Linked DNA regions of Homo sapiens: region 1 is linked to region 2. The links are chromatin loops, found by intact Hi-C in ENCODE. Cell type or tissue: endothelial cell of umbilical vein. All regions are shown on one strand. Each heading gives the region's core, and the rest is flanking DNA. Links, peaks and the distances in the headings are about the cores only. Region 1 holds the start of ZNF678 (zinc finger protein 678). Region 2 overlaps JMJD4 (jumonji domain containing 4).

Region 1 (15,405 bases), core at 4,659-7,158, 160 kb after region 2:
CTCAATCTGTCAATGGGCTTTTATTCGTAAGTGCTGCCGCACTCTTCCCAATATAATAATAGTGCTACTTTCATTATTTGAGGAGAGCACTATGTTTGTACATGGAATTAAAAACAGACAATGACACACTTGTGGGGTCCTACAAAAAAAATTATTAAAAGGTGGCATTTTCAGCCCTGAGAATTACGTTAATGCACCACCCCCACGCTGTATCTCCTTCAATGAACTTCTCTCTACTGACAATAAATAACCATGTGTGTGAGTTGGACTGTTTCCACTCCCTGATTGCCTTCTTGTCACCGCACCTGGGTAGTTCAGAATCACAAGAAACCCCATGCCACGTGGCAGAATGCACACTGTTCCCACCTCACCACACTCTACTCTCTCCATCCAGCGCTAGCTGTAGCCAGGCTGTCTCGCAGTCCAGAATGCTAGCCGGAGATCAAGCTTTCTGAAGTGCCTTGGCTGGGGCCCACAGATAAGGACCGCCAGGCAGTGCTCTAGAAGCCAGCAGATGCCATCAATCAGTTTCCCACCTGCCAGACACTGAGAATCTCTAACACCGGAAATGTCCTCTGTTGCCAGAGCTGAACTCTCACATGAAGACTCCAGAAGGCCTTGCCATGTGGGCATGCAGCAATCATTGCCTCTCTGTGGCCACAAGGAACCAGGCTCTTTCCATGGCTAGTGAGTTGTCCAGCACACTTGGGGCTCCGGAAAGGCCCCTTTACAACTTTAGGCCTTAGCTGAGCTCTCTATTTACATAAGGCCAGGCAGTGCACATTATGGGAGACACCCCTGGGTACCGGGATGATGATGGCACTTGGCATGTGAGCTAGGATTGGGTGCCCATCGCTCTTCCCCACCAGGCAGTGGCCAGCTAGTTTCTGTCCCCTTACCGACCTCCTTTGCTACAATTGCATTTCTGGCAGGCAGTGTATCAAGGAAGCATCCGCAGTTTTGGACCATGCAGAGAACCACTACTGGCCAAGCATTCCCAATCTGACAGCAGAACAGTACAGCACTGCTGAGGTGAACTTGGCAAAGAACTTTGAGACCATGAAGGCAGCCAACACTTCCAAGTCATCACAACCTGCTTCTCCCATAGATTTATTGTAGACCATCTCAACCATCTCCATGTCAACAAGAAATGGTCCTCACTCTAAGCCATCACCTTTGGATTTAGATCATGGGGCTGTCCTTTCTTTAGAATGGAACTGAAAAGCTTTAATTTCTATAAAAACGTAAGGTTTTGGACCACAGCCTTATTAAAACAAACAAATATGAGCATAGTTGTCTACATATGGAGTATCTGGGATAAACTGCCACTTGAAAGTATAATCACTGTCTGTTTGTTTGTTTTTGAGACGGAGTCTCGCTCTGTTGCCCACGCTGGAGTGCAGTGGTGCGATCTTGGCTCACTGCAAGCTCTGCCTCCCAGGTTCACGCCATTCTCCTGCCTCAGCCTCCTGAGTAGCTGGGACTACAGGCACCCGCCACCACATCCAGCTAATTTTTTGTATTTTTAGTAGAGACGGGGTTTCACCATGTTAGCCAGGATGGTCTCGATCTCCTGACCTTGTGATCCACCTGCCTCGGCCTCTCAAAGTGCTGGGATTACAGGCATGAGCCACCGCGCCCGGCTTTTTGTTTCTTTAGCCTGATAGGACAATATCAGAAATTTCCTTGGTCACAGAGGATATAAAACATAGTTTGAACAAAAGCAGCAATAAAGCTACAAACTATTATTCGGTGTATTTGCTTAAGTATAAGACAGCTGACTGGGGCTTTATCATGTAACATTAGTTTGCTTAGTTTTCATTAACTCTGTTGAACTTAAATTGAATTGTGAATACACATATGGCTAATTCATATTGCAATTAAACTGCAAATTGACATAAACTGTACATAAAAAGCTGCACATTGTCATCCAAAATAATGCTTAGGTAAAACCAAGAATACAATAAACCGATGTCAAGGAACCTACCCTAAAATAAAAATACAGTCAACATGGAACTGTAAAACTAGAATGAGAGAAACATTTACCCATAAAATCTTGTTTGGAACATGGATACAACACTAGAAAAGAATTTTTCTAAATAACTACCATGTTCATATGTGACTGTGCATCTATGAAGACCAGGCATTCTGAATCATTGCCCTGTGGTGTATGGCAGTACAATTTTACAGAAAATGTGCTACAATAATTAATAAAATTCTCTAATGTCAAAATTTTAATGAATAAGTATTTACACTACAAATAACTATTTATATTACTAATACATTGATACTATTATTTTACAAAATAAATAACCTGTAATACAGCCTTTAAAAGCAAATAATAGCCTCACATTTCTAAATTTAAAAAATACAAATTTTGTGAAATATGGTTAAGAGTAACTGATAAAATAAAAATTTGGGCATAAACTATATTATAGTTTGGACAGAGGTTGAAAAAAGTGGATGAAAATCTTAATGAGCCCTTTTGTCTGCACTAAACTTAATCTTACAGGTGAATATTATAATATATATAGAGTACCTACTAGCTATCTAATTTACTTTTTACACAATGTATAAATTCTACCATGTTGTTCTTAATGTTTGAACCTAAAATAACACACAAACATACAGGAGAACAAAATAAGGCAGAAATGTATGGAGACAGTGACATTATCAAGATGATGGAATAGGAGTTCCCTACTTTTATATTCCCTTGCAGTAAAAAAAAAAAAACTAGTCAGCCATCCATTAACCAAAGTAACTTTATGAGAGAGCCAGGCACAGTGGCTCATGACAGTAATCCCCTCCATTCAGAAGACTGAGGCAGGAGGGCTGCTTCAGGCCAGGAGTTCAAGAACAGCCTGGACAGTATAGTGAGCTTTGGGATACAGGGCATTAGGAAACTGTGCTAAAACCCAAGATCAAGAAGAGTCACTTTGAGAAGACAGGCCCTTTGATTAATGAAGTGTCATATTATCCAAAGCAATCTGTAAGTTAACTCAAATCCCTATCACAACTCCTGTGCCACTTTTCATAGTAACAGAAAAGGCAAGCCTACAATGTACATAGAACTACAAGAAATACTGAATGGCTAAACCAATCATGAGGAATAAGAAAAAAGCTGAGGGCATCATACTAGTGACCCACACAAAACAGTTCAAAAGTCACTGTTTGTAGATAACCTGGGGAAACCTTGCTAGGTACTCAGTGGGAGCCACACTCATCCACGCATCTGGTATTAGGCCCACCATATAGCAGAACCCTGCCCTAGTGCCTGCTCCACAGAAAGCCCTGAAGACAATCCAGTCTGCCCAAAAACATGATAGGACTCACAACCACATGTGCTCCTGGTAATAAGCCCACTAAAGGTAAAACCCACTCCAGATTTGGCAGCAACTTTGTGACCCAGCTACAACCCTTTTTACTGCAAGCCCAGAAAAGATCTCATCAGGCTTGAGACCCAAAAGATGAAGATCTTTACCTACTGAAACCAGTTCATAAAAATGAAAAGAGGTGTTTGCTCCTCCAAATGCACAAACACCAATGCAAGTCTATATTATGACCATTCTAATGGTTCTATTTGAACATAGAACTGGAAGTCCTACGTAGGATAATTAAGCAAGAAAACGTAGAAGATCAAAATTGAAAAGAAGAAAAAAAGTCACTGTTTGTAGATGGCATAATCTTATATATGTAAAATCATAAATAGTCCACCAAGAAATAGCTTAAACTAATAAATGCATTCAGTAAAGTAGCAGAATATACAATTAACATACAAATATCAGTTTTGTTTATACAGAGTAGCAATAAACCAGTAAAAAAAACTAATTTACAATAGCAACAAAATAATAGATTTCTTAGCAATAAATTCAACCAATGTGGTGAAAGATCTATTCTTTGGGCTCAACTTTTGCGTGCTCTTAATCAACTTTAAAAATTTTAAAAACAATAAATTTCTGCCAAATCAAAAAACAAACAAAAAACAATGCAACAGAATCCAGGTCTTAGATAAAGACAACCATGAGTTAAAAAGAATGATTCAAATTTATTTAGCTGGTAAAAAAAATTTGCATATATTTCAAGAAGCAGAAGAAAAAATACATATTAAGTTGTCCCGATCAGGCATGGGGGTTCACACCTATAATCTTAGCACCTTGGCAGGCTGAGGTAGAAAGCAACCTTGAGGCCAGGAGTTCAAGACCAGTCTGGACAACATACTGAGACCCTGTCTCTACAAAAACTTTACAAATTAGCCAGGCATGGTAGTATATGCCTGTAGTCCTAGTTATTCCAGAGGGTGAGGCAGGAAGTCCTTGAGCCCAAGATTTCCAGGTTGCAGTTAGCTATGATTGCACTCCAGCAACACCTCTAAGTCCTCAGTCCCCTCTCATCTTGGGAGGACACCTGGAATCACAGGACAGTGCAGTGTGACAGCCTGTGTACAGAACAGAGCCTCCCTTCGCTAAGAAAGGGCATCTGCCTCCAGCTGCCGCTCCTGCACTTTTGACAAAACTTCTGACACCAGATGTGTGGAGTTTCCTGATCACCAACCAGTTCTCCAACACCACTGGTTGCTCAATAATTCAATACTGACACCACTCAGTTTGCACAGACCTTGCAAGGCCAGGCCTCAGTCCCACATCACTGCCCACACTTCAAAGGCCAGTCACATGCACCAGGGACCCACCTATACTTCTTGAGTGACTGCCTGTAACTCTGGGACTCCCATAACCGCATACTCAAGTTCAATAATTTGACAGAACTCCTCACAGAACTCAGCAAAACATGTACCAGTTTGTCATGAAAGTACATCTCAAAACAGCCAAATGAAAGATCTGTATACAGCAAAGGAAAGTGGCAGGAGAAGATTGGGTGCGTAGGCAATCCTGGTAAATGCATGTGATTGAAGAAATTCCCCATCCTTTATGTTCTCAAAGAACAGCTGAATGAAAAGAAACACTCTTCTCATTTTGACTTAGATGATGCTCCCTTTTTTTTTAACCTATTACAAAGCCAGACACGGATTGCAAATTCCCATTTTTGTCTCATAAACAATCACCTGAACAATTCTCTTTAGTGGTAAAAAAAAAAAGTACTTGTTCACCAACCACCACTTAACCCATTTATGCTGGAGGTGGCAAATTTTTTTGTGTGTGAAAAATCAGACCATGGTGATGACCCTGAGCAGTAGGGTCATCTAGCAGTAGGAAGTATAAATAACTCCCACAAGCTTAGTGCTCCAATAATGGAACACTAGGCATAAATGGGTTAGCTTCTCTCTTTCCAACAGGCCCCTGAACTTTGACACACACTCAGCCTGAGCCAACAAATAATTCCTCTTTATGCCCCTCCTAAACACAGGCTGACCTCAGGGTGAAACATTCTCTGATCTAGGATCTAATTTTGGCACCTTTCATCCTGTCCTCCCCTTCCCACATTCTTTCTAGTTTTGTGTGTTCCTCTTTAAATAAAGCCCTTTTCTGCCTAACATTTCAGATGACTGCAGATATAGTTGGTATTTTTCCCGTTGCAATATTCCTTTAGAATTAAGTAACTTTTCATGTATACATATGTAACTAACCTGCACATTGTGCACATGTACCCTAAAACTTAAAGTATAATAATAATTTTAAAAAAATCACCCAAACTACAATGGAAAATAAAGAAAAATTCTGGAGGAAAAAAAATAAAAAAATAAAAATAAAAAATCAAAAAAAAAAGAATTAAGTAACTTTTTATGTAAATATAAATTAGCTTTATTTGACAAAGTCTAGAAACAGCCCAGGACAATGAAATTTATCCTCAGAAAGAGCTTCTGAACCCGTCTTCCAACCCAACTACATTTGCATCTGCCTATGGATCTCCCACTTTCCAGGAGATCCGTAGCTTCTCTCAATGTAAAGGGCTCTTCCGTGCTTGTGTGAGCAGGCTGGGACACCTGCAGAGGAGGCTCCTCAGGAAGAACCGGGCCTTCAATGACCTTCTTTTGCAGGCTCAAGATTGGCCTTAACTTAGAGTCACTGGGCTCAGACTTCTACTTTCCAGTCAGGGCTATTCATTTAGTTTTAAATGAGAAAATGCCCAGTTTGAAGAATTCAGCAAAATCACTCAAAGACAGTGTTTATAAAAGGGAATAAAATTGTAAGACACTTACATTTTATATTTCAAAAGGAAAGGCAAAAGTGTCTATTCCTTTCAGATAACAAAAACGTCAATTAAATATTTCTATAACAGATCATTTAGGAAACACTTACTAAATGTGAACCCTTCTAAGAGGAGCCATGTCCCATCTCCTAAAACTTAGCATTGAATTTGGATGTCCAGATAATTAAATACAGAACATTTAATGTCACAAATTATCCACCCTGTAAAAAAGAGGAACTGATGTTTCATGAATCTATATAATTTACCAATTAATCTACCATACTGTCTTGTGAAAGTGAGTTTCCTATAGGCATAATGAAAAAGAGACGTTTCCTATTTTTCTCCCCGATAGAATTCCCAAACTTAAGCCCTGAGATTCTGTTTGAAATCACCCTTAAAATAGAACAGAACTAAGAAACTTACTACACTCACTCTGATGAAGAAAAAGGTAAATGAGTTTTTTAACAAATGAAGTATATGACTACATATTTTTTTCCTAGAATTCACCACGTTCATACCCTTTGTAAATATTTTCTAACCTTTCAAGCTCTACTGATAAAGTGTAATATATACTTAATAAAAAACTGATGATGAAATAAGTGAACAAATCTTTTTAAGGTGACAAACTCAGGGAGAAGCAGTACTACCTGGAACACAGACACATCCGACTCAAGCGTCAAGTCAGGCTATCCTATAATTTGGGACATTCTCCCACCCCTCATTCTGCTCACTGAAGTGCTCACTGACCATTCTGTCTGGAGACACTGCACTGTGCCTCACGGTGTGCCCCAGGGATGTTTTGCTTTGCATGTTCTCGCACCAGCTCACTGGAGTAGTTATTGCTTGTCCTTTGGACTAGTTTTTCTCCCTTCACAAGTCTGAGAATCCAGAGGGCAGGAATTATTTCTGTCTTTTCCCAACACCACTGATGTGTCTCCAGGCAATGAAATTGGGGGTTGGGGGAGAATGTCTAAGGGGTTAGCTTTTTAGGTGAAGGGTGTACCAGAAGACTTCTCTCAGCCCCAGGACATCCAGCTGCTTCACTGAGAGGCTCCATCTCCATGCCATAGGCTGTCCTCTGGGAGGAAAAAACCCAGGAACCAAAATTCACTAGATACTCCAAGAGACATAGCCACTGTGGGCATCTTGGGCCATTCCCAGACAATTCTGAAATTCAGGACTAGGATAAGAGTGGCTGAGGAGCCGGGCGCGGTGGCTCACGCCTGTAATCCCAGCACTTTGGGAGGCTGAGGTGGGCGGATCACGAGGTCAGGAGATCAAGACCATCCTGGCCAACACGGTGAAACCCCGTCTCTACTAAAAATACAAAAAAATTAGCTAGCCGGGCATGGTGGCGGGCTCCTGCAGTCCCAGCTACTCGGGAGGCTGAGGCAGAATGGCGTGAACACGGGAGGCGGAGCTTGCAGTGAGCCAAGATCAGGCCACTGCGCTCCAGCCTGGGCGACAGAGCGAGACTCCGTCTCAAAAAATAAATAAAAATAAAAAAGAGTGGCTGAGGATACAACCAGCTGTAAAGTTTCCAAAGTTTTCAAAGATTTTGTACAAGGCGTCTGTGCCTAGGAAAGATAAAAAGCAGAGTGGCACAAATATTTCTTTACAATAGAGTGCCAAGAGGTTATTCTCTGCCTTCACAAACAGATAACAAATCTTTAAAGAGTTCCACAAACATGGGTAACTAGCGAAACCCAATCTCTACAAAAAAATAAAATAAAAAGAATTAGCTGGGCATGGCAGCACACACATTTAAGCCTAGCCACTCAGGAGGCTGAGGCAGAAAAATCACTTGAGTCCAGGAGTTGGAGGCTTCAGTGAGCTATGACAATGTCACTGCATTCCAGCAGCCTGGATGACAGAGCAAGATCCTCTTAAAAACAACAAGTCAGGCGTGGTGGCTCGCCCCTGTAATCCCAACGCTTTGGGAGGGAGAGGCGGGTAGATCACGAGGTCAAGAGATCAAGACAATCCTGGCCAACATGGTGAAACCCCGTCTCTACTATAAATACAAAAATTAGCCAGGTGTAGTGGCGCACGCCTGTAGTCCCAGCTACTTGGGATGCTGAGGCAGGAGAATCGCTTGAACCCAGGAGGCGGAGGCTGCAGTGAGCCGAGATCACGCCACTGCACTCCAGCCTGGCAACAGAGCGAGACTCCAACTCAACCAAAAAAAAAAAAAAAAAAAAAAAAAAGCCGGGTAGGGAAAAAACAACAGGCCAGGCGTGGTGGCTCACGCCTGTAATCCCAGCACTTTGGGAGGCCAAGGCGGGGGATCACGAGGTCAGGAGTTGGAGACCAGCCTGACCAACATGGTGAAACTAAAATACAAAATACTAAAAATACAAAAATTAGCCGGGGGTGGTGGCGCGGGTCTGTAATCCCAGCTACTCAGGAGGCTGAGGCAGGAGAATCGCTTGAACCCGGGAGGCAGAGGTTGCAGTGAGCCAAGATCGCGCCACTGCACTACAGCCTGGGCTACAGAGCGAGACTCCTTCTTAAAGAAAAAACAAAAACAAACAAAACAACAACAGCAACAACAAAGAGTGCCCTCCAATGTTCTGTGAAAAAATGATTAATTAAAATATTGTGCCTGGAGTACGCAATAAAAGACAAATAGCTGACAGTGTTGTGAACTGAAGAGGTGATGGTGGTTTTTATGAATTTTGGAAAGAAACTGAAAATTTAGTATTTTATTGCAGGCCAGAGTCAGGCTGGGAGAACAGAGGAGTGGATTTAAGACCCTGCTTTCCATGTTATTTGGAAAATGCAGGGGAAAAGCAGTCTCTTGTGCAGTGTTAAAATAATTAGCAGGCAATTAGACTGAGGTGGCTCTAGTGTCTTGCGTTTCTACATGAAAAAGAATATTAATAGCTCAAATGCATTTCTTGTTAATGACTGCCTTAAGTAGAAACAAAATCCAAGTTCAACCAATCACAAAACTCCAATTAATCAGTAATTAAATAACCAGGAAATTTCCACCTGGACAGTCCAAATAAGGTGACTGTAACTGTCGTCAATTATTAAATTTGGCTTGCTTCCTCATGCACCTTACAAAAAAGTTTTTCCTTCAAGCACCTCCTCCATAAACCCACAAGCCACACACCATAGCTGGGCGCTCTCCCATTCATGAAACTCCCTTTCCTCAAACTCTTCAAAGCTTTAAAAGTGACTCCATTTTTCACAGGAAAAAGGATGGACTGCACAGCTAAGATAAGCCCCATGGAACAGCTCTTCCCACGCATGTTTCGCACACCGATTTGGCTTCTCCCCGATGACCCTCCCCTCTGGACAAAGCACACAGTCTGGGGGACCCGCGGGGCTGCGGCTTCATAGCCGCCCAGAGAGGCCGGGGCGGAAGCCGCGGCGCAGTGATGGGAGGAGAATCCCGCGGCGGCCTGGCCCCGCCCCTACCCAGAGGTGACAGATCCCACAGGTGCCAGCCGGGACTCCGGGCCGCGGACTCTAGTGCTGACGCCGGGAGGCCGGACCGCCATCTTGGAACACCCTCCCGGGAACTCTCACCGTTTTCCGGCTTTCGGGGTGTCCTGGCATCTTAGCTATGTAACTCCCAGTACCTGCAGGTCACAGGGAAACCAGACACTGCAGCAGCAGAGTCACCAGGGCCTCCCGCAGCTGGGGATAAATAGCCGAGAATACGGGACCAAAGCTCCAGCTGGAGCACAAGACAAAGGCCCCGCCAGATCCCGGAAACCCCCTCCGCCTCTCAAGCTGCGCTCCTGATTGGACAGTTCCCACGTCAATGTCCCTGATTGGACAGGGCTCCAGGACCCGCCTCCTTTGGTTATGAGTGACAGGAGATGAGGTCAGCAAAGGGGTTGAATGAGACTATTAACAAAATGGGCAATTTTTTTTGTATCCTTCCAAAATTGTTCCATGTCTTTCCATGCATACCATCTTTAATAAAGGGCGCACTCTTAAGCCAATCTGCAATCTCTGTTCCTGAGTGTCTAAACAACGTCATCATCATCTTCTGTTGGAGAAAAACCTGAAGATGAGTTTTCCTCCCAAAGCACAGAACAGTCAGAAGCCGAGGCGTGCTTGGGAATGCTGGCGGGTGGAAAGGGGAGGCGCATTCCGGTGCGCCTGTGGAACTGTCCTTGCAAGCAGGACCCAGGTCCAGAACAGCTATGCAATGCATGTGTTTCTGACCAAAGGGGGCCTGCTGTCCACCCGCCTCTTCTGCTGGGCAGGGCAGCGCATGGTTGGGGTATTTACACCCAGGCAGGTGTCCCAGGCCAGTCCCCTGTCAACCCATCATAATAAAAAAGTCAGAATCTATTTTCAAAAGTATATTCAAAAGCATATGTTTAGGATACCTACCTGAGAGCATAGACTAAAGTTGCCCTGATTATACATTCCAACTAGTAACCATTACAAGTGGGTTTTAAGAAAAGAGGCAGTTCCTAAAATTTTCATCAAAAATTTACATTAAAATCCAGAAGTCACTGACTGGCTATACATTGTTCTTTGTATCACAAATTCCAGATGAGACAGCTAGTTAGGAACAACATACCTTTAAACAATTGCCCCTGGGAAAGGGTGTGGAGATGTGTCTCAAATCCCATACTCAAGTCTCTCTGGGCCAGAAAAATCTTCCGTACCTCACAGAGCTTCAGCTACTTAGAGCTATTCTTTTCTTATCTCCATAGTCAGTACACTTGGACCCTTAACAAGAAATAAGTTCAAACAGAAAATTTGCCAAGCCACAGGAATAATGGCCTGTCAGTGCCCTTCAGGAAGCTGATTGTCACTTTCCTTCAACACCCTTTCCACAGCTTCCCCCCAACACACACACCCTGGATCCCGGGAGAGAGGGGCTGAGACGCACCCAGACACACCTCGCTGCCCCTCCTGCAAACATACACCCACACACAGACACACAGACAAAGACACAGACACAGGCAGCTTGAAGGAGAGCAAGAGAGAGGGATGGAGACATAGAAACGGAGGGAGAGAAAGACAGTGATAGAGAGGCAGAGTGAGTCAGGATTGAGAGAGAGAGAGAGAGAGAGAAGGCTACAGAAAGAGCACGAGGTGGAGGGGGAAGAAGAAGAGAGAGGATGAGGGACTTACAGAGCCATAGAGCCTTGGAGAGGGAGTGTTCTGCTCCGGTAGACAGGGCCCCTTTGAGCAGGACAGGGTAGGGTGGAGGGTGCTTGGGCTGGGCCAGAACAGGGTGGAAGGGCTAACGGAGTGACCCAACAGAGCCCTGAGACGTATTTTTTGTTGGATTGGTTGCTTTGGTGGTGCGTTTCATAGGACTTTTCCTTTGTTGGCTCCTCCCTGTCCTCTTGGTGCGGTGGGCCCCGAGATTTGTAGAGTGCAACCGTCCCTCTAGCGAGAGCTGTGGCACCGAGCATGCCCACGGGGCAGAGGCCTGGGTCTGTCTCGTGTCCTCCGGAATGGAGTTTATACGAAGTTGGTGGCAATGGGATTCCGAGTGCACAGGGACGGTTTTCCTGGTGGCTGGAGAAGGCAATGTCCTTCCCCTGGGGAAAGTAGCCCATGCGTTCTGGAGCGGAGGTCTTGGCTGGTGTCTTGTGGGGCCCGCTTCCCCTGCCCGCCCCTTCCCCCGGCTTGGACAGTGCCAGCGGCGCTGGATGAGTGAATTAAATTCCCTGGGCGTCCCGGGAGAGGGAAGACACCCTGGACGGCAGGGAACCCGCCCCTGAGCCTTCGAGGTTGGCCCCGGCCCGGCCCTCCCCGCCCCGCCCCGGGCAGCGAGCTGGGCTACTGATGGGGTGGCTGCCAGGCGGAAGAGCTGGGAAGCTGCTAACTGGCGGTGCTGCAGTGGCGGACGCCCCACGAGGAGGTCCCAGGGTACCGCGAGGGCGCAGGCGGGCGGAAAAGGAGGAGCAGAGTCAGGGTGCGGTTGGGAGGCATCGCGATAAAAGGAGGAAAGTGGGAGGGACCGGGAAACCAAAAAGCCTACAGCACCCGTTATTCCCAGGCGGTCTCCCAGTTAAGTACTAACCAGGCCTGACCCTACTTAGCCTCGAGAGATCAGACGAGATTGGACGCGTTCAGGGTGGTATGGCCATAGACGCCTGGCAGCCCTAAGAGCTCCGCTCAGTCTTGCGCGCCCGACTCCAGGCATCCCGGCAACCCCGGGTCCACGGGGCTCGGATCAAGTACCCCTGAGCTGCTCGCCGGCGGCCGGGCTGGTCTGCTCTCCCCCTCTACCGGCCGCTCTCCCCCTCTACGCCCGAGCACCGTCCACCGCGCGCTGCGCCTTCCGCTGGCCTCCCAGAGCCTCCCGCAGTAGCTGGTGGCCAGGCCAAGCGTGGGACAGCCACAGCGCCGCCCTGCTGCCGGGCGTGGGCGCCAGAGGCCTCTGTCTCCTGCACAGGCTTCGGGCTCTCGAGGTGGCCTCCCTTCCGCCGAAGCTCCAGGCCTTTCCCCAGCTCCCGAGCTCCCGAGCTTCCACTACATCGGGCCCGCTCAGGACCGGGTGTGCTCCGAGACGTCAGGGCCCAGGGCCCACGGTCCTGGTATCCCCGCCGGTCTTCTGTCTTAGCAGTGAGGGATTGTTTTGGATCCCTCTGCAAGGTCCCCTCTTGCCCCACCCACCCAGAGCCTCTAGGGCTGGCCAAGGGCGATCAGCCGACCCAGTCCTGCGGGCCCTCTTTCTCAAAACGCCTTCAACCCTGTCCCCTGTCCCGACGAGGACCCAGCCCGTGGGCAACAAGGGGGCCGGGTGGGTTCTGCTTTGCCCCGCGCTGGCACCAAAGCCGGCAGCCTGATCCTGGGAGAGAGGGGCTGAGGCACACCCAGACACAACTCACGACCACCATGAGCAAAACCACCCATTCACACAGGGGCGCAAGCTTGCGGCCACACACACACACACACACACACACAGCTTGAAGGAGAGCAAGAGCAAGAGGGATGGAGAGATAGAAACGGAGGGAGAGAGAGACAGCGATAGAGAAACATAGTGAGGGAAGAGAGAAAGACAGAGAGAGAGAAGGCGACAGAAAGAGCGCAAGGTGGAGGGGGAAAAAGAGAAAGAGAGAGGGTGAGGGAACTAGAGAGCGAAAGCGATAGAGCCCTGGAGAGAGAGCGCTCTCCAAGCCATAGAGAGAGAGACAGGGTGAGGGAGGAGAGAGAGAAAGAGAGAGAGAGAGAGAAAAGGCGACAAAAAAAGCGCGAGGTGGAGGGGAAGAAGAGAAAGAGAGGGTGAGAGACCTAGAGAGCGAGAGCAATAGAGCTTTGGAGAGGGAGCGCTCTGCTCTGGTAGATAGGGCCCCTTTGAGCAGGCCTGGGTAGGTGGAGGGTGCTTGGGCTGGGCCAGAACAGGCTTTGGGCTCTCCAGGCAGCCTCCCTTCCGCTGAAGCTCCAGGCCTTCCCCCGGCTCCCGAGCTCCCGAAACCACATCGGGCCCGCTCAGGACGGGGTGTGCTCCGAGGCGTCAGGGCCCAGGGCCCACGGTCCTGGGTCCTGGGATCCCCTCTGGTCGTCCGCCTTAGCGCTGAGGGATTGTTTTGGATCCCTCGCTGCCCCTCCTGCAAGGCCCCCTCTTGCCCCACCCAATCAGAGCCGCCAGGGCTGCCCAAGGGCGATAAGCCGACCCAGCCCCGCGGGCCCTCTTTCTCACAAAGCCTTCACCACCGTTGCCTTTCCCGAGGAGGACCCTGCCTGTGGGCAACAAGGGGTCCGGCGGAGGGGCACTGTTTGCCCCGCGCTGGCACCAAAGCCGGCAGTCTGATCCCGTGAGACAGGGGGTGAGGCCCACCCAGGCACAACTAATGACCACCACGAGCTAAACCACCGCACCCCCCCCCCCCACAAAGGGTGCACGCGCGTGGGCAAACACACACACAGACACACAGACAAAGACACATACAGAGACAGCTTGAAGGAGAGCAAAGAATGAGAGATGGAGAGATAGAAACGGCGGAAGAGAGAGACAGCAGTAGAGAGAGAGGCAGGGTGAGGGTGAAGACAGAAGGGTGAGAGAGAGAGAGAGAGAGAAAAGGTGACAGAAAGAGCGCGAGGTAAAGGGGGAAGAAGAGAAAGAGAGAGGGTGAGGAACCTAGAAAGCGAGAGCCATAGAGCCTTGGAGAGGAAGCGTTCTGCTCCAGTACACAGGGCCCCTTTGAGCAGGCTGGGGTAGGGTGGAGGGTGCTTGAGCTGAGCCAGAACAGGGCGGCAGGGCCGCCCACGAGGGTGGGCCAATGGAGCCCTGAAACGTGTTTTTTCTTGGATTGGTTGGTTGCGTTGGAGGTGTGTTTCGTAGGGTTTTCCCTTAATTTGCTCCTTCCTGTCCACTTGTTGCGGTGGGCCCCGAGATTTGTAGACTGCCCCAGTCTGTCTGGCGAGAGCCCTGACGCCGAGAGTGCCCATGGGGCCTGAGGCCTGGGTCTCTCTTGTGTCCTTGGGACTGGAGTTTACATGAAGTTGTTGGCAATGGGATTCCGGGTGTACAGTTACGGTTTTCCTGGTGACTGGCGAAGGCAATGTCCTTCCCCCCGGGAAAGCAGCCCGCTGCCCCTGCCCGCCCCTTCCCCCAGCTTGGACGGTGGAGGCAGCGCCGGATGAGTGAATTGAATTACCTGGAGGTTCCGGGAGCGGAAACCTCTCAGGACTGCAGGGAACCCGCCCCTGCGTCTTTGAGGTCAGGCCCTGGCCCGCCGCTCCCCGCACAGCAAGCCAGGCTCCTGGTGCTGTGGCGGCGGCGAGGTGGAAGAGGTGGGATGCCGCTACCTGGTGGTGCTACAATCGTGGACCCCCACGAGGAGGTCCCGGGCTGCAGCGGGGGCGCAGGCGTGCAGAAAATGGGGAGCAGAGTCAGGGGGCGGTTGGGAAGCAGGGCGATGAAAGGGGTAAACAGGGAGGGAGCAGGAAGCCAAAAAGCCTTCAGCACCCGGTATTTCTGTTGTGGGAAACTGAGGACGAGAGAGACCTACATGGGAAAACAGGAGGATGTTTATATTAAGGTACACACTGATTCAGTGGATTCCCATTCAAAAAAATGAGCTTTGAACAAAAACAAGAGTTTGGTTTATAAAGGCTAGCATACAAGAGCAAAACAAAGGCAGTAAATCATATATTGACAGGTCACGTAATCTATAGCATAACTGATGACTTCATATAACTTGCGGCTTTGTAGCTGCTTCGAAAGAAAAAACAAGAACTGTCTAAATACAGACATTTGTCTTTTTTTTTTTTTTCCTTCACGCTTGCTCCAGAGGAGGGGTGTCTGGAGCCTATTCCGTTGGTTTT
Region 2 (15,405 bases), core at 2,413-4,912:
CTCCAGGTGATGGGCTGTGGAACCAGCGGCCTGCGCCTTCCTCTGGGTACCCAGAGTGGAGGGCTGGGTTGGGCTGGCCTTTGCCACCTCCCTGCCTTTGCAGGGCCTGTGGACAGCTGGAGAGGCCACAGATGGGGTGGAATCCCATCTGCTGCTGAATCCTCACCTGGGCCTGAGGGACTGTGCCTGCTGTGCACTCACAGCTGGGTCTTCCCAAGGATGCTGTTCTCAGGAGTGGTGGGTCCCCAGCCCCTCTTCACACTGGGTATGATGGAGGTGTGGGCGGGCTCGTCCAGGCCGATCAAGGCACAGCAGTGAGCAGCGGAGGCCTGTGGTGGGGAATGGACTCTCGTGGGATCCTCTTGCAGAGGATGCCCCAGGCCTGAACCCTCTAGTGGATCCACAGTTTGTGGAGACTGGCACTCTCCCAGCCCTGTCCTTGACCGAGAGTCCAGCATTTTTTCAGTTGGCCCCTGGTTGGCTGCCTCACCCCAGCAGGGGAGGAGGCATCCGAATCCACAGGGACGGCACGTGCCATGGCTATGCACATTGCCTGCCCGTGGCATCAACTGGGGCCGCTGGCACTTGTCTAGGATGGAAGCCCCCAAGAAGGGCAGGGGTTTCTGTCTGCTCTGTTCAGTGAATCATGTGAAGTGCTTGCAAAGGCAGCTTTACACAGTAGGTGCTTCATATGTGTCTGTCGAATGAATGCGCTCCAGCCAACAGCTTTCCAGGGACCTGTATGCTGGGCCCCCCTGCTAGCTCCCGGGGACCCCTGGTCTGTACGGGAATGCCCTGAGACATCCGGCCTCCTACAGATGGAGCTGGCGCTGCCCAAACCACGGGCAGCAAAGGTGCTTTGTCGGGGAGGAGGGGGAGGTAGCAAACATGCACGGCTGCAGCCTTGCCAGGACCAGGCCCAGGCTGAGTGTGGGCGTGGCTCACCCATTTAGCCCCTCCGGTAACCTCTGAGCTTGGGCCTCTTGGCACCCTGCCACACAGGCACACCTGAGGCCAAGAGTGGGGGTATGTGCCTCGGACACTGCCAGCAGGCAGCTGAGGTGACCTGTCCTTCAGCTTCTGTCATGATGAGGGCAGCACTGTGGACCCCAGGGCAGCCAGGGCCCAGTGCGAACTGGCAGCACAAGGTAGCACAGGTCGCAGCCCATTACCATCCAGGCTGCTTGGTCCTGCGCTCCTGAACTGTATGTGAAGACCCTCATGCTTCCGCAGTCAGGAGGCAGTGCACAGACGCTCCCGAGAGCCCTGCTAGCCTCAGTCACTTTTTCTTGGTTAAAGCAGGCATTGAGAATCTCAGGCTGGGGCTGTTACAGATGCAGCAAAAACAGCAAATGCCAGAAGCTCTGTGGGGGGAGATAGAGCCCTCCACAGGGCAACGGCTGAACTGCAGCCGGCATCGATGACTCCATAGTCAATGACCATGACTCCTTTTGCATACCTCACTCCAGATTGGCAAAAAAAAAAAAAATGCTGACACCAGGGCCAGGTGGGTTGTGGGGCAGCCGCTGTGCAGAGTGTGGCTAGACAGCAGTTTGAAGTGTCAGGCAGGATGCCCCTTTCCCAAGTATGCCGCCCTGGGATCCTGTCCGGGGTTGGGGAGGCATGCTGTCAGCACATGTGAGGGCCTTCGCAAAGGGAATTTCACCTCTGCAAGAGGCCTGACAGGCCACGTCTCCCTGGGAACCAACCTCCTGGGGTACGAGGTGAGGAGCTGCAGATGTGCGGTGGTTAGCCCCTGCCCTTTGCGTGTCATCCCTATCAAGTGTGAGAAAGGACAGGCAGGCTGCAGCTAACTAGTGTTCCTGAGGAAAGGGGTCAGAGAAACAATGCAGATGCTCAAGACCTAAGGCTACGTGGGAGCTGCACATAGATGGATATACTTGCAAGTGTGGGGACAATGGCTGTGCACCCCACCATGCCTGGGTGAGGGCGTGCAGTGGCCCAGATTCCTTGGGGAGTGGGACCTGTGGGCCCCCATAGGAAGGCTGGAAAAGTCAGGCCCTGCTGTCTGCACAGACTCTAGCCTGGGAGGACACAGAGTGAGGGAACATGATGGGGCCTAGGGGCTCCTCCAGCACGTGCCTGCCCTGCCCTGGGCTTGCAATTGTGATTGGCTGGAATCCATGGAGGTGGAGACAGGAGCCCCAGGTCAAGTTGTTGCTGGCTGTGGCAAAACCAGGCTCCCTGCATCCTGGGGGCTGTGGCCTCCGGAGAAGGTGCCTCCCCCAGGGACCAAGACCATCCTCATGCTTGTGCCTTTCCGCCTGCTGACCCAGCCGAAGGGGCAGCTCCTTGGCCAGCTACCCTGAAGCCCACATCCCAGGTCTGGGGCATCCCTGAGAGCCACATCCAAGGCCACATCCTTCCCTTTGCTCATCCATGCTCCAGAGTGTCAACCTCAGCCCTGTCCCCCATCCACCACTGTGGGTGGTTTTGGCAGGTGATTGTGCCAGCGTCCCACAGAACTGCAACTACCAGCTGCACCTTGGGTCCCCAGGCAGAAAGAAGGCAGGCCCTGGTTTCCAAGTCAGTGACTTGTTCCACTGGCCTAGAAGCCAAGGGTAGGGACCAAGATGTCCAGTGTCCTGTTGTCTGTACCCCCAAAGTCAGCAGCCCTGGAGGCAGGAACTCCAGGGACCTGGGCCTCTCACTCCTGCCTGGGGTCTGACCCCAGAAGTCCCCTTCCACAGGCCCCAGTTACCCTCCCACTGCAGGCTCTGACCTACAGGAAAACAGCTGGAGCTGGGCTCCTACCCTGTTCCTCTGGGAGAGCCAAACCCTGTCCTGAAGCTAGAGGAAAATCCACGGGCAGAATCCTGCAGACGCACACCCCAGATAGACCCCACCTGGGGCCCCACGCCCTAATCAGACCCCGCCTGGACCCCTCGCCCCACCTAGAGAGCCGCAGCTCGTGGATCCTGGCCTTCCTCTGCAGCCTGCCGCCCCCCTCCCCTGCGTGAAGGCACCAGAGTGTCCACCCCCGCGGCCCCACTCAGAGATGCGTGCCTGCTCCCATCGGAGGCCTTCGGCTCCGCGGCAGGGCCTGCCTGCTCCCGAGACCGTTCCCCTCGCCTCTCCTGTCGGGAATCGGGGTCTTGGGTATTACCTTCAAATCCGGCCATCTTCCCGCCACAGCGAAGGAGAATCAGACAGCCCGTGCCAGGGACGTGGGCCAGGTCCTCACTGCCCTTGCTTCTGGGACCCTGTGAGGGCAGGAACCGGAGCCTTGCCCTCATGACTTTGGTTGGGGGCAGTGCCAGGTGGGAGGTTTCCTGTCGGGCACTAGGTTGGGGCGGGAGGCGGGGCGGGGCCGGGAGGGACAGGCGGGGAGGGGGCGGGAGGCTGGATCGAGAGGGCAGGGGCGGGAGGAAGGAGGCGGGACCGGGGCGGGAGAGCCAGGTGGGGCGGGGCTGGGAGGGAGGCGGGGAGAGGACGGGATGGGAGGGGCAGGCGGGGCAGGCAGGGCGGGCGGCGGGGCCCAGGACGACCCTGGGGCTTCCCTGGCTTCAGGTCCCTTCTGAGCACAGCGGGGCCCGCCCCCCCCGCTCCGGTGGCAAGCACCGGCCCTGCAGCCCCAGCCAAGAAACCCAGTAACAACCCTTCCCTACCCTTGTGTTCCGGGCAGCGGGACGCCCAGGGTCCAGCGAACCCTGCAGGTGCAGGAGCAATGAGGCGAGCCTGGGAAAACCTCCTAGCCCGGAGGTGCCCGTTGACTCACCGCCTGTGGTTCCAGCAGGGACTCTGTGCGCCACAGACTGTACAACCCCAGGTCCTTGTTCTCCCAGCCCGGCAGGCTGCTGTCTGTTCAGAAGGAACTCCAGGCAACTTAAATATGTGGAATCAATCAGTGCACTTCAAACTTATGAAAAGGTCGAAGAAGAAATGAAAAGGGACATTAGAAAATACACTGAATGGCCGGGCGTGGTGGCTCAGGCCTATAATCCCAGCACTTTGGGAGGCCGAGGTGGGTGGATCACCTGAGGTCAGGAGTTCGAGATCAGCCTAACCAACACGATGAAACCCCCGTCTCTACTAAAAATAGAAAAGTTAGCCGGGCGTGGTAGCGCAGGCCTGTAATCCCAGCTACTTGGGAGGCTGAGGCAGGAGATTCGCTTGAACCTGGGAGGCGGAGGTTGCAGTGAGCCAAGACTGTGCCACTGCACTCCAGCCTGGGCAACGGAGTGAGACTGTCTCTAAAGAAAAAGAAAACGAGGAGGTCTGAGAAGTTCCCAGGTATGTGCAGTTATCTCTTCACGTCACCTCATGGGTCCCATGTGCAAACTGAGGGGGAGTTAGTATGAAACATGCATCGAAATTCAGGCCATGAAGTCAACAAGCTCATTCTGTGGAAATTCCGGCTGGCCATATTGGTTCCAATTGGTTTCAGGCAGTTTTTTCTTTTTTAAGAGACAGCCTCCCTCCATGTTGCCCAGGCTGGGGCACAGTGGCCTGGAACTCCTGGGCTCAAGCGACCCACCCACCTCAGCCTCCCTAACAGCTGGGACCACAGCATGCCCGACCACGCTAGACTTATTTTTACTTTTTGTAGGGACAGTGTCTCCCTGTTTTTTTCTCCCTCAATTTTTTTTCTTGATATCATAACATGGGGGAGTTTCAGGGTTTCAGCAAGTTGTTTATTTTCTTATGTGCCATCCTGCAAGCTCAAGAATTTCTGCTAGTCATTGGTCTTTGGTGTGAGGTTTTGAGACTATGTTTTCTGAAGAGGCCATATATGCAAAGTGACTCCCAAACACAGAAGGAACTGAGAAACCAAAGAATGAGGCAGACAAATCCAGTTTGTCACTTGGAGGTGATTTTTTGGGGAACTCACAGAAGCATGGTCTTGGGCAGCCACAAGACGGGTAGATCTCTGCACTGTTACCCCCTAGACTCAGGGCTTATATATTTTTGGGGAAAAAGTATATGTGTCCTGGAAGGAATGTGCAGGCAACTGAAATAGTGCTATGGGCATCACAGTTTATGATGTATGCTGTAGCATCGAGGGTTGTTTTGGAGGAATGGCGAGACTTACGGTAGATAGGTGTTTCTACATAGAGTACGACTTCAACTAGACATCTTGGAGGCACTCCCAGACTCATGCTTAGTTAGGCATCAGTGTGGCAGATTAGAATCTAAGAGGAGTGACTCTTGTCCCCATACTAAAGATGGAACATTTTTCAAAAAAGTACAAGAAGACAGAATCCAGCAACATATAGAAATAATTATCTTCCATGCCAAAGTTGGATTCCTCCCAATACAAGATTGGTTAACAGCCAAAAATCATTTAATATAATATGCCATATCAATACAATCATAAACAAAACCACATGACCATCTTAACAAATGCAGAAAATAAATTTGACAAAATCCAGCATCTTTATGATGAAAACATTCAACGAGATAAGAACAGGAGGGAATATGCTCAGACTGCTAAAGGGCACATGAAAACCCTGCAGTGGCTCACGCCTGTAATCCCAGTACTTTGGGAGGCCAAGATGGGTGGATCATTTGAGGTCAGGAGTTCGAGACCAGCCTGACCAACATGGTGAAACCCCATCTCTACTTAAAATACAAAATTAGCTGGACATGGTGGTACATGTCTGTAATCCCAGCTACTTGGGAGGCTGAGGCAGGAGAAACGCTTGAACCCGGGAGGCAGAGGTTGCAGTGAGCCAAGATTGTGCCATTGCACTCCAGCCCAGGCCACAAGAGTGAAACTCTGTCTCAAAAAAAAAAAAAAAAAAAAAAAGAAAAAGGAAAGAAAACCCTGCAGCTAACACCATGCTTCGTGGTGGAAGCCTGTATACTAATGTCCTAAGATCAGGAACAAGATATATACATCCACTCTAATGACATCTGTTTATCATTGTACTGGAGGTGCTAACCAGGACAATTTGGCAACAGAAATGAATAAAAGCCATCTAGATTGGAAAGGAAGAAGTACGATGATCTTTGTTCACAAATGATATGATCTTATATTTAGAAAAATGTAAGAAATTCACTAAAACATATTAGAATAAAGGAATTCAGCAAACTTAACAGATGCAAAAAATTGGTTATATTTTTGCACTTAAGAAATGAGCATTGAAAATGAAATTTAAAAAGCCTTCTATTTACAATAAACTCAAAAGCAAAATAATTAGAAATAACTTTAATGACAGACATGTAAACTGGAACACTGAAAACTGTATCTCAAGTGTGGTGCAAGGTCAGAGACAAGGAAGCCCATGGATATATGTGTCTTTCCACAATGTCAGGCTTTTATTGATTCTATTCAATCACAAAAGCCACAAGCTACATGGAGTTCCCGAGGAGGCAATTCTCCTTAGTAGTTCCCGTTCACTAGGTAGTCAGAGCCACAGGCACACAGGCTCAAGCCACTCCACAAGTCAGTAAATATTGCAAACACTACCTAATAGTATACTTAATATGTAAATGTTATAGATTAAACATTTGACAACAAAGTAACATTAACATCAAGAGAAGAGATAGGAGAAAATGTTAAAGAACCAGTTCGAGGAGAACTTAAATGAAGACAAAGAGAATCTTCTGGTCTGGGCCAGGCAGTCCATCAATCTTGCAAGAAAGAATCTTTGATGGGGCAGACAGAGGCTTTGGCAGCAGATGTCGAGTTCTTATTATGAGTGCCAGCAAGATGGTGTTAGTTAAGACAGCTGTTTTGAGCTGCTGATGGCCTGCTATTTTTATGACAACAGAGTCCACTGGTGAGAACTGATAGTGGATGAGTATGCTTGTTTATATCCTTATATGGTTGGATGCAGGCCTTTTTTTAAAATTTATTAAGCAAAATATCTTATCCTTGTTGTCAAAGTGTCCTAAGAAATGTAAAATGGAGTCTTTTTTCTAAGATGGGGTTACTTAAGTCAAGGGTGCTCTCTACACTACAATACATGGTTATCATCCTTGAGCCTTCTCTCCTTGGCTCTGAGGACTTTACCTTCTTGGGGAAAAAAGGGGATTGCATTCTTGGCCTTTATATTATTAGAGGTGGGCTCTGGGTAAGGTCTACACAACCAAATGAGTGTTCCTATTTCCATTTTTATGGATAGAAGCCTGAGGCCCACAAAGGGAGGAAATGATGATCCATATCCCAGAGGGCAGAATATCAGGCAACATTTCCCTCTACCCAGCCCCTCCCCACTGTCCTGTATTTAAGGTACCCCCAGATGTGATACCAATGGGTGTTTAAGAGAAAGCCCTGGGATCCGGGAGTCTGAGGAAGGGGGATTAGGGATTCCAAGTCTGAGGTGTAAAAAAAAAAAAAAAAAATGACCAAGGCAAGTCTCAATCACTTTAAGAGGTTTATTTTCCAAGGTTAAGGATGTGGAATAGAAAAGAATACAGAACCACGGGAAAAACTGTGGCCCATGGTTTCTCCAAGGAGGATCTGGGGACCTCAACATTTAAAATGAAAAGGGTGGGTATTGGGGATTGAGGAAGGAATTGTGAAAAGGGTGTGGGTAAATAAGAGGCAAGCGGTTGCATCCTTTTGAGTCTTTGATCAGCCATTCAATGAATACACAATTTACGTTGGGGGGGTGGGTAGAGAAATAGTCACACATTTATCTAGCTTGGTGAATCTGCATTTTTGCATAAGATAAAATAAACATAGGGCACAGGAAGCAATCAGATATGCATATATCTCAGGCAGAGGGATGACTTTGAGTTCTGTTCTTTGTTCCATACCTGTGAATATAAGCTATCAATTTACATTGTCAGGGTGAAATGAAACAGAACTGTTTTAGGGTAAAAATCTTGGAGCCCACAATTTGTGGGCAAATTGTGAGAGAGGTGCGATGCTTTTTTTTTTTTTTAAATCTTTGTAGCTATCTTATGTAGACACGAAATGGGAGGCAGGTTTGTGTGACCCAGTTCCCAGACTGACTTTTCCGTTTGGCTTATTTAGTTTAGGGTCTTGAGATTTATTTTCCTTTCACAGGGGCAAGAGGGCCCTGGGAAGATCAAGGCTGAGCGTCCAGGTTCCACAGAATGGAGTCACTGAGGGGCAATTGTAGAATAAGAGAGTGTGGAAAGTAGAAAAGTTCCTCTTCAGAGCTCGTCTTAGTTTAAAAATAAAATAATAGACACTAGAGATAATAGCTTCTTGCTCTAAAGCCCCCTATCAACTATTAGTTCTTACACTTTAGCCCACTTAGTTGCTTTGCCTTACTCAGGCATGTCTGGACAGGCCCCAGCAAGTCTTAGTTCATAGCTCATGCCCCTTCCTTATTTGGAAATGTTATTGCTTCTTTAAACCTTTCATAAGCAATTTCCTCTCCTTTTTTGTTCTCCCTTGCACTTACCTATTTAGGAAAGTTTCAGGTTGTTAGCAAATCAGGTATCAGTTTAAGATTGTGAGGTCCAGGTCCAGCCAATGGATGCAGGACACAGCAGAAGGATGACCCAAATGCATAAGGGATAAATATGTCTGCTTTTCATTTGTTCAAGTGTACTCTCATCATTGTTCCATCTGCGAGGATATCAGGGGAAATTCAGCCAGATATCGGGCAAAATTCAGCCAGATATTGGGTGAAATTCACCCCCAATATTTCACGTAGGTTCTTTTCTATATTCCCTAAGTGTCAACTGGTCTGAGAAATAAAGGGACAGAGTACAAAAGAGAGAAATTTTAAAGCTGGGAGTCAGGGGGAGACATCACATGTCAGCAGGTTCTGTGATGCCCCCTGAGCCGCAAAACTAGCAAGTTTTTATTAGTGATTTTCAAAAAGGGAGGGAGTGTATGAATAGGGTGTGGGTCACAGAGATCACATGCTTCACAAGGTAATAGACTATCACAAGGCAAATGGAGGCAGGGCGAGATCACAGGACCACAGGACTGGGGCAAAATTAAAATTGCTAATGAAGTTTCAGGCATGCATTGTCATTGATAACATCTTTAAGGAGACAGGGTTTGAGAGCAGACAACTGGTCTGACCAAAATTTATTAGGCGGGAATTTCCTTGTCCTAATAAGCCTGGGAGCGCTATGGGAGACTGGGGCTTGTTTCATCCCTACAGCTCGACCATAAAAGACGGCCGCCCACCGAAGCGGCCATTTCAGAGGCCTACCCTCAGGGATTCATTCTCTTTCTCAGGGATGTTCCTTGCTGAGAAAAAGAATTCAGCAATATTTCTCCTATTTGCTTTTGAAAGAAGAGAAATATGGCTCTGTTCTGCCTGGCTCACCGGCGGTCAGAGTTTAAGGTTATCTCTCTTGTTCCCTGAACATTGCTGTTATCCTGTTCCTTTTTCAACGTGCCCAGATTTCATATTTTTCAAACACACATGGTTCTACAATTTGTGCAGTTAATGCAATCATCACAGGGTCCTGAGGCGACATACATCCTCCTCAGCTTATGAGATGACAGGATTAATAGATTAAAGACACACATAGGAAATCACAAGGGTATTGATTGGGGAAGTGATAAGTGTCCATGAAATCTTCACAATTTATGTTCAGAGACTGCAGTAAAGACAGACATAAGAAATTATACAAGTATTAATTTGGGGGACTAATAAATGTCCATGAAATCTTCACAATCCATGTTCTTCTGCCATGGCTTCAGCTGGTCCCTCCGTTCAGGGTTCCTGACTTCCCACAACACGAGGAGCACCCTTTCTGCAGAAAGTAAAAATGGCCTTGCTGAGAGAATTAAGTTTATGTTCGAGTGTGATTTCTTTGTGGCACTGGGGAACAAGCATTTCTAACAGGATAATGGAATCTGAACAAGGCAGAGCATGCATTAGGAAAACAGAAAACCAGAAGGAGGTCTTGGACAAGAGTGAAATCTCTCACACCCCTACCCACCACCCCCCAAACTCTACCCCCACTTTGCTCCACCCTCCATTTCACCACTCAAGGCCGGACCAAGTCGATGACTCAAACTCCACATTTTGCTGTTTGAAGAGGAAGGGCAGTAATGGCAGGGGCTCCAAGAAAACCCTGTGAAGGACCTCTTTCCTAGTTCAGATCCACCACACACACACTCTTGTCAATGAAAAGAGTCAAACCCTGTAAAATATTTGAAGAGATTTATTCTGAGCCAAATATGAGTGTCCATTGCCTGTGACACAGCCCTCAGGAGACCCTGAGAACATGTGCCCAAAATGGTTGGAGCACAGCTTGGTTTTATATATTTGGGGAGATATGAGACATCAATCAAATGCATTTAAGATATACATTAGTTTGGTCCAGAATGGCGGGACAATTTGAAGTGGGGCTTCCAGGTTCTAGGTAGATTCAGAAGTTTTCTAATTGGCAATTGGTTGAAAGAGTTATTATTAATAGAAAGGAATGTCTGGGTTATGATAAGAGGTTGTGGAGACCAAAGTTTGATCATGCAGATGAAGCCTCCAGGTAGCAGTCTTTGGAGAGAATAGATCGTAAATGTTTTCTGTCAGACTTAAGGTCTGTGTTAATGTTAATGCTGGAGGTTATAATGAGGCATGTCTGACCCTCACTTCCCATCACTGCCAGAACCAGTCTTTCTGGTTAACTTTGGAATGCCCTGGCAGAGAAGTCCATTCAGATGGTTGGGGGAGGCCTGGGGGCTTAGAGTTGTTAGATATGAGTTCTAAATTTCTTTTCAAAGAATATGTCAGTATGTTCTATTCTTTGCCTTCTACTTTTAAACTTAACTTTCTCGTAAAGCAACCTTTTTCGATTACCTACTCCACCCTGACTCATTCTGATCACCTGCTCCACCCTACATTCCAATCACCTGCTCCACCCTAACTCATTCCAATTACCTGCTATCTGCTCTGCCCTGACTCCTGCCAAAGCACTCACCTTGTCATTCTCTTTAAATTAGCCAACTGGAATTAGTTTTGCCTGTGCGGTCTAACCCTAGCCAATAAGGGAATGACACAGCAGCAGAGGCCACGTGCGTCAGGGATAAGAACCCCTTCCTCTCCCTTGTCCAAGTGTGCGCTCACCATTGTTCCATCTGTAAGGGCGCACCCTTCTATATAGAAGTAACTTGCCTTGCTGAGAATTAAAAAGAAAATTTTATATTTGAGTGCTATTTCTTTTGTGTCACCAAAACTTTATATATAACAATTTGGGGGCTTGTCTAGGATTACATCCCCCTCCGAGGATGGTCTCTGGTTCTCTCTCATGAGGAGGTGCACCCTGCCCTATTGTGGCGGCCTCAGGGGTGAGAAATCAAGACCCACCCAGTGCAAGGAATAACTCGAGCTCTCAGCAATGCAGAAAAAAAAAAAAAACTGGCCAGCAACCTAGCTTAAAGGATCCTCACATACTGTGGCGACAACTCTGTGCACTGACCAAGGAAGGCGAAGCTGCGGGAGCCGGTAAAGCACTTCCTTGGTGGTCAAATTCTGGAGGGCTAAATGTGTGTGTGCGTGAATGATCACAAACAACCCTGCTTGCGGTGTTGTTCATGTGGATGGTGACAAGTCCTGCTGGATGGGGTGAGTGGGTCCTCTCTGTGGTTCCATAGCTACTTCATATGGCTTAGGGCGGATCCTGCCATAGGATTTATACTGGTATGCCAACACTAAAAAGGGCCTGATTCTACCTTGGGGGAGCAGCCAGAGAGGAGGGCATGAGTGGGAAGTGTGCAAAGGACCTTCAGAGGAGGAAAGGGGAGAAACAGGTCAACCTTCCAGGACAGGCAAAACACTCCCTGGTTTGAGGGGTTGAACCTTCCAGGACAGGCAAGATACCCCCTGGTTTGAGAGGTTGAGCCTTCCAGGGCAAGCAAGGCAAGATGCCCCCTGGTTTGAGTGATTGAGTCTTCCAGGACAGGCAAGACACCCCATGGTTTGAGGGGTTGAGCCTTCCAGGACAGGAAAGGTTAGACGCCCCCTGATTTGAGGGGTTGAGCCTTCCCGGACAGGCAAGGCAAGACACCCCCTGGTTTGAGGGGTTGAGCCTTCTGGGACAGGCAAGGCAAGACATCCCTCGTGTTGAGGGGTTGAGAATTCTGCTAATTTCAAGGGTTGAACCTGAAACAACCCCCCGCTTCCTTTCTTCTCAGGGGAAGAAAGAGTAGCTCAACTCCTGTAGGTCCCTACCCTAGGGGAAGAGAGAAAGAGAGAGAGATAGAGAGGAGAGAGAGGGAGATAGGATAGAGAGAGACAGAGAGGAGAGAGAGAGAGACAGTGAGGAGAGAGAGAGAGACAGAGGAGAAAAAGAGAGACAGAGGAGAAAAAGAGGGACAAAGGAGAAGAAGATATAGCAGGACGAGCTGCAGACAAAACTCCTCAGACACCGAGTTAAAGAAGGAAGGGGTTTATTTGGCCGGGAACATCGGCAAGGCTCCTGTCTCAAGAGCCAAGCTCCCTGAGTGAGCAATTCCTGTCGCTTTTAAGGGCTCACAACTCTAAGGGGGTCTGCATAAGTGGGTCGTGATCGATTGAGCAAGGAGTGGGTACGTGACAGGGGCTGCATGCACCAGTGGTCAGAGTGAAACAGAACAGACTGGGAAGTTTCACAGTGTCTTTTCTATACAATGTCTGGAATATATAGATAACATAACCAGTTAAGTCAGGGGTCAACTTTTAACTACGAGGCTTAGGTCAGGCAGGCCCAGGCCTCATTTCAGGTCTGGTTCCTTGGTTTCAGGTCTGGTTCCTAGGCGCTGGGCTACCTGCCATTTGTTTTTCTTTTCTTTTCTGAGTATAAAATAATATAAAACAATATGAGAGGGTCTGTCTCTCTTCTCTCATTTCCCCCCTTTGAGACTCTCACTTTTTATTAGTGGGAGTTCTCACTCTTATTTTCACTACTTATGTCTTCCTGTGCAATAGGTTGATAATGATTCATATAGTACACTTGTGCTGATACATAACATGAAGTGACATTAACAGACTGGGCTATATGCTCGGCTAATTGCAAGAACAAATTTCTTGTTTTTCCTGGAATTTCTGGTACTGGCATATTCAGTTCATCATAGAAGGTTTGAAATACTGGCTCAGGAGAGTGTTTATAAACTTTTTCTCAAACCACGATATTTACTTGAAGATCCAGTCCAGCTCCATCAATTTCAGGGTTATACATTCTCTTTTATCTAGCAAGGATTAAGGGGGTTGGTTATAACTAGTTCTAAGGGATTACACTGACCACTGGTATAGGAAGGGCCAGTTTTCCCTTGCTGAAGGTGGACAGGATTTTTTCATTTTTTTTTTATTCAAGTAGCCTAAATGACACAAGACCAGTATCTACATTTATTTTCACACAGTCTTAATTCATGATAAACGTACTTATTTTTTGCCATATAGTCTATTTTCTAATTAAGAGAACCACATCCTATTTTTAATTTATTATTATTAATGACAGCACAGGCATCAAATTTTAAGGTGACTTGTTTGGGCATCTCTTTTTTTTGTTTTATTTTGGCTAACACTTTACTCATATTGTTTATGAGCCCCCACCAGTCTTCAGTTCTTAATCTTATTTTAAAAACTGTGGTCATGGGAGGCTCAGATGGGTCATAACACACATCAGGTTGGTCATTTCCTGGGCTAAATACATTATTTGTATATTGTATTATAAATAATTGTATAGAATAACATTATAAAAACAAGTTCTTTTTAGAGTTCCAGTACACTTATAATAACTGTAAAATAATAGGACTGTAGCAACCTTTTGTCCTACCTCAGTGACTTGATGTATACTCTGGGAACAGCCCTCAGTCTGAGGAAGGTCAGTTGAAGTCTTTACTGTACAAGTCTAAATTTTAAGGAAAATGAGTCCTGTGATGAGTTTCCTCATGCTTCAGCCATGCGTGGACTAGTCAGCTTCCAGATGTGACTGGAGCAGGGTTTGTGGTCTTCTTCAGAGTCACTTTGCAGGGGTTGGCAAAGCTGCTCCCATCCACGTACAGCTCCCAGTCTACTGATGTTCAACGATGGTCTTGGAGGTTGGGCCTACTAGAATAAACTGAGTCTAATACCTCTACATAGTTATGTTTAACTGGGCTCTCTGATACTGGGAGCAAGGTGGCAGGGTTTAGGGTGTTGTAAACTTCAATGGTTATGTGGGGATTTTTCACAGAGCAAGCTTTGGTATCTAGTTAGTCTAGCATTTGTTAACTAATGATGTCCTTTGGTATTTAGAATGCTTCCAGCTTTTGCCCATTCAGTATGATATTGACTGTGGGTTTGTCATAAATAGTTATTATTATTTTGAGATATGTTCCATCAATACCTAGTTTACTGAGAGTTTTTAACATGAAGGGATGTTGAATTTTATTGAAGGCCTTTTCTGCATCTTTTGAGATAATCATGTGGTTATTGTCATTGGTTATGTTTATGTGATGGATTACATTTATTGATTTGCGTATGTTGAACCAGCCTTGCATCCCAGAGATGGACCCAACTTGATCATGGTGGATAAGCTTTTTGATGTGCTGCTGTATTCGGTTTGCCAGTATTTTATTGAGGATTTTTTGCGTCATTGTTCATCAGGGATATTGGCCTGAAATTTTCTTTTTTTGTTGTGTCTCTGCCAGGTTTTAGTATCAGGATGATGCTAGCCTCATAAAATGAGTTAGGGAGGAGTCCCTCTTTTTCAATTGTTTGAAAGTTTCTGAAGGAAAGTTACTGATTTTTTGTACCTGTGGTAGAATTCAGCTGTGAATCCATCTGGTCCTGGGCTTTTTTTGCTTGGTAGGTGATTTATGACTGTCTCAATTTCAGAACTTGTTATTGGTCTATTCAGGGATTCAACTTCTTCCTGGTTTAGTCTTGAGAGGGTGTATGTGTCCAGGAATTTACCAATTCCTTCTAGATTTTCTAGTTTATTTGTATAGAAGTGTTTATAGTATTCTCTGATGGTAGTTTGCATTTTCTTGGGGTCAGTGGTGATATTCCCTTTATCTTTTTTTATTATGTCTATTTGATTCTTCTCTCTTTTCTTCTATATTAGTTTAGCTAATGGTCTATCTATTTTGTTAATCTTTTCAAAAAACCACCTCCTGGATTCATTGATTTTTCTGAAGGGTTTTTCTTGTCTCTCCCTCTTTCAATTGTACTCTGATCTTAGTTATTTCTTGTCTTCTGCTACTTTTGGGTTTGTTTGCTCTTGCTTCTCTAGTTCTTTTAATTGGGATATTAGGGTGTTGATTTGAGATCTTTCTAGCTTTCTGATGTGGGCATTTAATGCTATAAATTTCCCTCTTAACACTGCTTTAGCTGTGTCCCAGAGATTCTGGTATGTTGTCTCTTTGTTCTCACTGGTTTCAAATAACTTCTTGATTTCTGCCTTAATTTCATAATTTGCCCAGGAATCATTCAGGAGCAGGCTGTTCAATTTCCATGTAGTTGTGTGGTTTTGAGTGAGTTTCTTAATCCTGAGTTCTAATTTGATTACACTGTGGTCTGACAGACTGTTGTAATT

The links. Hi-C counts contacts between places; a loop is a spot of excess contacts. Peaks named below come from ENCODE experiments on the same cell type or tissue, not always from the same donor. Only the 100,000 strongest peaks of a DNase experiment are listed, where the experiment ranks them.
Region 1: a loop joins it to region 2, with 15 times the contacts of the local background. A loop is called at or near these places in 44 of 110 quality-filtered maps.

What each region holds. Positions count from the first base shown.
Region 1 is chr1:227,558,001-227,573,405 of GRCh38, reverse strand. It overlaps ZNF678 (zinc finger protein 678), which reads right to left and starts at 9,850. Exons shown (of 4, transcript NM_001367909.1): 1 at 9,682-9,850. It also overlaps the pseudogene RNA5SP77 and the pseudogene MRPL57P2. RefSeq lists enhancers at 9,615-9,894, 14,150-14,209, 14,240-14,549. In endothelial cell of umbilical vein, for the core only: no CTCF peak of the experiment used is centred there; no DNase peak of the experiment used is centred there.
Region 2 is chr1:227,716,509-227,731,913 of GRCh38, reverse strand. JMJD4 (jumonji domain containing 4) reads left to right here. Exons shown (of 6, transcript NM_023007.3): 6 at 1-723. It also overlaps a transcript of SNAP47 not described here. Among named protein-coding and RNA genes, the nearest start is that of JMJD4, 11 kb to the left of the region's middle. RefSeq lists enhancers at 1,544-1,593, 3,407-4,012 and a silencer at 3,394-3,733. In endothelial cell of umbilical vein, for the core only: no CTCF peak of the experiment used is centred there; a DNase peak (open chromatin) is centred at 3,713; H3K4me3 peaks cover 930 bases.